Regions from separate parts of the Homo sapiens genome. Here region 2 is linked to region 1. A link is a loop called in an ENCODE intact Hi-C map of the cell type or tissue named here. Cell type or tissue: B cell. All regions are shown on one strand.

Region 1 (4,000 bases):
TGGGATTAATGTGTACAGTTAGGTGGTTGAGAAAAGAACACAGCAGATGGTTCTAGAAATTCATACAAATATGTGTTTTGGAAACAAAAGCAGAATGTATTTGGGTCAGAGTGGTCTTTTAAAAAGTAAAGGTACAGAGACACATAAAAACAAAAATACTGCTCTAATGTCAGAAATATTATATACTCCTGAACTCACTATTTATAAACTGGAATAGTGTTTCCTGGGGCTGAACCCATATTACTTAATCAAGTACATCAAAAATACATCATTGATATGTAAAAATAAATATGTTCCTGTAAATGAGAGTTCCTGCCTGGAGTGGCAGGTCAGCCCAAACAGCCAAGAAGGCACTGGGGGTGAGGTGCTGAGCTTTCAGTTCCTTCATTTATAGCTCAGTTCTTAAGCAATCAATAATCACCACCACCCATCAGCTGAGCCAAGCCTGCCTATGTGCAGCTGGGCATGGGTTAGCAGTAGCAGCCTCCAGAAGCAAATATCTGGAATTTCAATCTAAGTCTGAAAGTCTATTTTTATGCTCCTCATTTAGTCAAGCAATCAGTTGACCCAGCTTAAAAAGTCTTGCTTACACAGGCTTGTCAGGAATATGCTTTGGTTTCCAAAAATATCTTTTTAAATCATAAGAAAATCCCCACCTTGTGTGAAACAAGAATTTAAAGGTCATAAACAATGGTTGACATTAGCAAGAAGGACAAAGCAAATTCATGCTCCCTGCATAAGCACTCTTTGATGCTGTTTCCCAAATTTCAGTACCTCACAATGTTTTGTGGTATCCAAGTACTAGTTGACTTTTTCCTTTATTTAAATAAATATATTATTTTTTTTTTTAAAAAAAGAAACTTTCTTTCATGAGTATGAAGGCAATCCACTACCACTTGCCAAAAACAAGGGGTGATGATGAAGTACATTAACACCAAATATGTTCATCTGTCTAACACCTAAAATTATCTCACATAGGTCACAAAGTCTTCTCTCAGCCCCATCTGAGTGAGCACCAGCAGAGATCACTAGGTAGCAGCGCTGGGCCATGTTACTTCGTCATCAGCAACACCTGAATGAGCAGAAGCCATTTCAGGCTTTCCATCCAACAGAACAATTATGAAAGGAAGGTGCCTATCTTTGGAAGTGGCCACTTGGATTTTAAACACCAACTCTAGCCTGTTCATTATCCCCATCCAAAGCTGCTTTTCTCAGCCCTCCTCCTTACTCAGAAGCCATCTCCAGCTAGGAGATACTTTCATACCAGAAATTAGGTCTTGGTGTATAGAGCTCGCAATCACTAGACTAGTTCATGACTGGAAAATACAAACTTTAGAAATGGAGCAACATGTAATGGAGTGAATCCAGCCATAAATTGGGGCTGGGGTGGGCAGGAGGTAAACTAGACAGTTGGGTGTTTTCCAGTCCTGGCGGCCAGGGGTTCAAATAAAGCTGCAGCTACCGAGGGCAAGAGGATAAACAAGGTTTTAGTTAGTTCTTGGGTTTATTTGGTTTCCTTTATAAGCAGACCCTGCAAGCTTTCCTGTAGAAGTAGTTTATTTGGGAAGTGATCCCAGGAAACAGAGGGAAGGAGTAGGAATGGAAAACACGGAGGAGATGGAGATGATGCCAGTGAATAAGTGCATTGAAGAGCATATTACCAATGGGGCAAGTAGGGCTCAGTCCCACCAGGGACCCACAGACACTGTGTAAAACACACCCAGATTCTTACACCAAGAGCAAGGATTGTGGGACATTTTTCCTCATGAATTGAAAGTTACTCCTGAGTCATTCATTTCCCAGGGCCCACTCCCTAGAATATCTGCAGGCAGAGAGGCTAAGGAAGCTGTGGGCTTAGCCAGAGCTAACCACAGGTGACCCCAACATAGGCTACAGCACCACTCACTACAGCCTGCTACAGTCAAGCACAAATATAAATGAATTAGAGAGAAAAAGGAAATCACAACCTCTGCATAGAAGTAGGTGGGGAATTTGGAAGTGGCCAAAGTCCAAAACTACATGGTAACACTTGATCACACAGAGGGAACTCCCACTCAATGGCAAGACAAAAACACAACTTTCCCGAATGCATAATGAACCAGAAAAAGGGGAAGGCCAAAGGAGAAGTGAGAGTGCTGGTGGTGTAATAGAGGAAGACAGAAACCCTCAGAAAAGGCAGATGGTGTGGACAGCTTTCCTGGCTTGATCCTCCTCAGGGGGCTAGACTGATGCCAGAGACAGAAATAAATTTCTCAGGAAGGAAAAGGAGAGAGCATTGGAAAAAAGAGCCTCCAAAGAATCAGCAGCAATGAAATATTGGGAGAAATCTGATTGCAGATGCGTAACCCTTGTACACTCACTCCTCTGTCCCATCATCTTCTTGGCTCTGGTCCTTTCTTTCTTCACATGAAAATCAGTCAAGAGAAACTGTACAAAAGTGATACCCTTTGATGTTTTAATATTCTGATTCTCCAATATTGATTCTCCAATACACATCCTCACATGAGCAAGCACCAAAGATTGCAAAAAGAGCCCCATGTTTATTTAAATTTTCTCAGCTGCTCTGTGACTCTCAGCTGGAAGATTTTTCTAGACATGGGACAGTAAGTCCCAAAGGGGTACGGAAGGCATTGGTTCTGATCATGTTCTGGGAATTGCTGAAGGACTGCACTGGCAGAGCACCCATTGGGACTCTCTTCTCATCTCTCCCTTTTCCCCACCTTGTCTCATTTAGATCCCTCCTATTGCACATGTGTTTGTTGTATTGACCTAAGCCAACCAGAGGAGAATGTGAGGGCAGGCTAAGGGGGTGTGGGGCCCAAGGGTGGGGGTAGTTGAATCCTGCCAGCCTGGGAAACTGGTCCATTCAGGCTTTGCCAGGCTACTAGGGAGTGGGGAGGAAAGAGGCAGGTGTCCAGCCTTGAGGTCTATGCCTGGGTCTGGGGACTCAGACACAGGATGGAAGGCTGCAGTTTGCCTGCAGGTGGGGCCCCAGAGAGCCCAGGTCTTGAGGGTAAGCAGGTGACTGGCTGGGCCTCTGGACCTCTGGTCAGGTGAGAAGAAAGAGTTTAGAGGCTGGCTGAAAATCTGGGGCTCCAAGGGCTAGATGTGGGAGGAGGAGGCAGCTGGCTATTACCTGCACTGGAAAGAACAAGTGGGCATCACACTTGGTGGGGACTGCAGGCTGCTGAGGTCATGGGCAGAAGGGACTAAGCAGAAATGTTTGTATTGGGAAGGCAGGCAGTGGGCACCATGGTGGCAAGGCAGGGCAAGAGGGCAGAAGGGCCGTAGGCTATTCCAGATGCCTAAATCTGGGCAAGGCTGCTCAAGCTTCAGTCAGGATTGGGTACTAATAGCAGGGCACCTCTGGGCCAGCACGAGGCCTGCTTGCCAGGGCAGCAGGGAAAGGCAAAGTGCAGGGACTGCTGCATGAACAACAATCCAAGGGAATCCACTTGTAAGGATGACAACAACCACAGGCATGTGTCCCTTATTTACAAGGGCCTTTCACCTTCACCATCGCATGTGACTCTCCCAACCTTGATGGGAGGGGGCGGCACTGATTATGTGCCCAGAAGCATTAATTGGATCCCCCAGAAATCACAAGCCTATATGTGGCACAACCAAGGGCCTTTCACACCCCAAACTCTGGGCTCTTTCCCAAATATAACAAGAGGCTAATTCATCAGGACACAGAAGGCAGGGGCCAATGACTATGCATGGGAACTCAATAGCTGTTTGTTAATGAACTGAGTAAAAGATGAGAAAGATGGCTGCAGTGTCAGATCTGGGAGGGGGCCATATCATGGGGTCCAACTGTCCCGAGAGTGTAGGGAGGGAAGGAGCCCTACCCCTACATCAGGAAAGCCCTACCCCTGGGTTTTGGCCATTCACAATAAGCTGGCAGCCAGGGAGTGCTACTGAATAAAATCGTCTCAGCCAGAAACATGATTGGCATCATATGCTCAGGTTTCAGGCTGACATTTCTAAGCCTTTTAAG
Region 2 (4,000 bases), 810 kb after region 1:
CTCATTCTGGGGACAGAGATTTTTGGCACTTTGCAGAAGGCTTTTGGCTCCTCTGACAAGAATCATTGAGCGTTGCTTAGACTCAAGCACAAGGCAACTCATTCTCTCAGGTGAGCCTTGATTTCCTTTGCTTTCATTGGGAGTCCACAGTGACCCTCAACAGAACTAACGGACTTGCTTTTCAGGCTTGCCATTGCCACAGATGACCTCTGAGACACTGTTTCAATCTCATCTGCACTCATGAGAGGTCAGTCCATGGTGTGAGAACACTGTTCCATCTCTGACTTGCTTTTTTCAGGGTTTCTGTCTTTCCAAGAGAGCTCCTGTGAGGCCCAGGATGAAGGGAGGCAATGAGGTCTAGAGCCCAGCCATCTTTCACTGACCCCCACCCCTAGGGTGTCAGGTATGATTCTATCACCAAAGGAACCCTCAACAACAAACCAATTATATTCCAATTTTCATGGGACTCCATTCTGCAACACAGTGTCTTTTAGGAATAAAGTCAGAAGAGCAGTTTCTACAGACCACCTCACAGTATTGAAACATCTACTCCAGGGGGACCTGGCCATGGAGATAGCTGAAGGGTCCCTGGTCTTCCAGTGGGTTTTTGCAGGCAGCCTTTTTCCTGATACCAGGCTGGCTCTACCTATATACCATTTTCCTCTGCTTAGGCAAGTTGACAGCTCTGACAGCCAGGCACCCAAGACTGCCTCATGAATGCACATCACTGAGGCTCAGGGCACCTGACCTATTTATGAGCTTTGGCTATCTTCACAATGAATGTCACCATTGCCTTACAACAATTCCTTGCATCTTGGCAGAGGAGACTTCTGTGGGGGTTCATCAGCACTGGATTCTCACCTACCTTTTTTGTGGGATCCATGGGACAGTCCCCATGGACCTGGGGAAGGGCAGAAGTGAGGCAGCCTGAGAAAACACCAAGCAGAGCCCCAGAAATAAACTGCAAAATTCCTAAGGACGCAAAAGGATCTACAAGATTCCTCAGTCCTACCTAGCCATTGTAGGGGTGTGTCTTTTTGAATCTTGCCCCACTGTGGTTTTAGGTAGAGCTTGCCTGTGTTCTCTGGGGTTGCTCTCTCCCAGATGTGGCTTCCTATAGAGCCACGCAGCCTCAGGAGCTGCTGGGCTGTGTGTTTCTGTGGGAGTGTTGTGGGTGTTGTATGTCTGCGTGTGTGTGTGTTACATTGTGTGTTTCTGTGTGTGTATGCCTGTAAGTGGAGTCTGCTCAAAGGAGTGTAGCTAACACACTTCTGTGCTTCTTCTCTCTTTTTTTTTTAATCTCCTAAACTTTTGCTGGCCTGTGTGGCTGTGCTTGGACTGTGGGGCTCCATATTTTTGTTTGTTTGTTTGTTTGTTTTGTTTTGTTTTGTTTTGTTTTCCTGTGGAGCATGAATCCGCAGTGAATTGGGAATGGGGCTGAGACCCTCCATCATCCAAATCACCTCTCCCTGCAAAAAAAAAAAAAAAAAAAAAAAAAAAAGAAAACTGTCTTCTAGAAAGAAGAGTAGCATACTACACCAAAAAACAAACATCTTCCAGTGTTTCATTGTCTTGTGGCCAACCCAGGGAGAGACACTAGCAGTCCTGTCTTCAGGGCTCCTTGAATTTACCTCAAATTCTGTTCCCAGTTGACTAGGTGCTTCACATCATGAAGGGGCACTTCTCCATTGTCTTGGGATTTCATCCTGGGACATAGAGAGTGAGCAGCAATAAGGTCAGGTAGGGTTGAGGATACAATCTGGTAAGGGGTGTATGCAGTCCCATAACTTCACCTGCAAAAGACATACAGACAGAATGACACAGAAACTGCTTCTAACTCTGTCCCACATTCCCTTAATTTCACAAGCAGTCCACACCATGGCCCAGTTTTCAGGTGGTAAGGAAGACCACCAAATTATTGTCTCATAACTCAGAAAAATAAATAGAAAGCAAAAGTGAAAGAAAGGCAGACATGAGACCAATAGTCAGATAGCCTGAGGCAGCACCCTAGGCCTGGTAGTTAAAAATCAATCACTGACCTAACCACTTGTATTGTCTAATAGATTTCAGACATTGTGTGAGGATGCATTGTGAAACTTTCTGTTCTGTTCTCTTCTGTCCTGATTACCGATGCATGCACCCTCAGCCGTGTACCCCTTGCTTGCTTCAATGATCACAACCCTTTCACATGGACTCCGTAGAGTTGTAAGCCTTTAAAAGGGGAAGTAATCTCTCTACTGGGGAGTTAGGTTTTTGAGAGGCAAGTCGGCCGACACTTCGTACCAAATAAACCAACTTCCTTCTTTAACCTGGTGTCTGAAGGGTTTTATCTGTGGTTTGTCCTGCTACATTTCTTGGTTCCCTGAGCAGAAAGTGAGGTGGTTAACAGAAGATTGAGGCAGCCCCTTAGGCAGCTTATGCCTTACCTATGGAGTATCCCTGAGGGAGACTCCATGCAGCTTGAGTGACATGAATCCTGAGAGTGCTTCCAGTTAGGGAATTGCTCCAGTGGAATGCCTCACCAGAGCAGTGTACGGCAGGCCCCTGTGGAGGATTGATGCAGTGGCTGAATGATGGGAAGGAACTGGCACTTGGAGTCTGGATATCTGGAACATGGTAGGACCAGTCTTGGAAACTTGCCCACCCTGTTTGAGTAGAATCATGACCTGAATACCCACGGCATGCCTTTATCAGCACTTTGGTTTTGGTTTTGATTTTGGCTTGGCTTGAATTACTTGATTTAGTGTGAATCAGATGAGTGAGTGACCTTTACCCTTTCCCTCTTGCAGTGTGAGTGTTGTATTGTCTCAGGAGAAAAATGGTCAGACACAAAATAAGCCCATACTTCTAGGAACTGTGTTGAACAATTTCAAGAAGGGATTTAAAAGAGACTATGGAGTTACTATGACACTAAGTTTACCAGGTAAACTTAGAACTTTGTGTGAGATAGACTGGTCAGCATTAGAAATGGGTTGGCCATCAGAGTGAAGCCTAGATAGGTCCCTTGTTTCAAAGGTATGCCATAAGATAACCTGTACGTCAGGGCACCCAGACCAGTTTCTATACATAGACACTTGGTTACAACTGGTTTTAGAACTGCCACAATGGTTACAAGGACAGGCAGCAGCAGCAATGTTAGTGGCGAAGGGACAGATAACCAAGGAAGGATCCTGCTCCACCCACCTTGGGAAGATGGTTCCTAAAGTTCTGTCCGACCCAATATCAGAAGACTTATGGCAGGAAGTGGCACTGGCGATGCCTCCCCTTACTGAGAAGAGAGACTCTCGACTCCTGAACCCACAGCACTTGTGCCTCTGCAGGACACACACAACCCTAGGCTACCCAGAGTAGAAAAGAGAGTATATGAAGCTGTAGGAGAAACCCCACCCTTGGCAGCTCATTTATGACCTAAGACTGTAATACAAATGCCCCTGAGGGAAGAGCAGCATACTGGGGTAGACAAGGACAGGCATATGGTGAAAAGTTGTTCCTGTGTGTGGCAATACTTTACCTCAGCTGATCTCCTAAATTGGAGAAAAAAAAAATCTTATACTGAAAAGCCTCAAGCTTTAATCGATTTGCTCCAAACTATTATCCAGACCCACAACCCTACTTGGGCTAATTGCCATCAGCTGCTTATGTACCTCTTTAACATAGATGAAAGGTGATGGGTGCTCCAGGCAACCATCAAGTGGCTGGAGCAACATGCTCTGACTGATTACCAAAACCCCCAGGAATATGTGAGGCTCCAGTTACCAGGTACGGACTCTTAGTGGGACACAAATGAAGAGAAAGTTATAGAAAGGCTAAAGCAATATAAGGAAGCCCTCCTAGAAGGGTTAAAGGAGGGAGCTCAGAAGGCCACAAATGTTAACAAAGTCTCTAATGTCATTCAATGAAAAGAATAGAGTCTGGCACAATTTTATGAAAGACTGTGTGAGGTCTGTGATCCTGAAAGCCCTGAAAATCAGTGCATGATTAGCATGGCTTTAGTTAGTCA

What was found. Hi-C counts contacts between places; a loop is a spot of excess contacts. Peaks named below come from ENCODE experiments on the same cell type or tissue, not always from the same donor. Only the 100,000 strongest peaks of a DNase experiment are listed, where the experiment ranks them.
Region 2: it touches region 1 in a loop (12-fold over the local background); 2 of 110 quality-filtered maps call a loop at or near these places.

The regions. Positions count from the first base shown.
Region 1 is chrY:7,722,326-7,726,325 of GRCh38, forward strand. It overlaps the pseudogene RFTN1P1. Among named protein-coding and RNA genes, the nearest start is that of TTTY16, 23 kb to the left of the region's middle. In B cell, no CTCF peak of the experiment used is centred here; DNase peaks (open chromatin) are centred at 406, 1,016 and 2,096.
Region 2 is chrY:8,533,759-8,537,758 of GRCh38, forward strand. No RefSeq gene overlaps it. Among named protein-coding and RNA genes, the nearest start is that of LINC00279, 100 kb to the right of the region's middle. In B cell, no CTCF peak of the experiment used is centred here; a DNase peak (open chromatin) is centred at 2,213.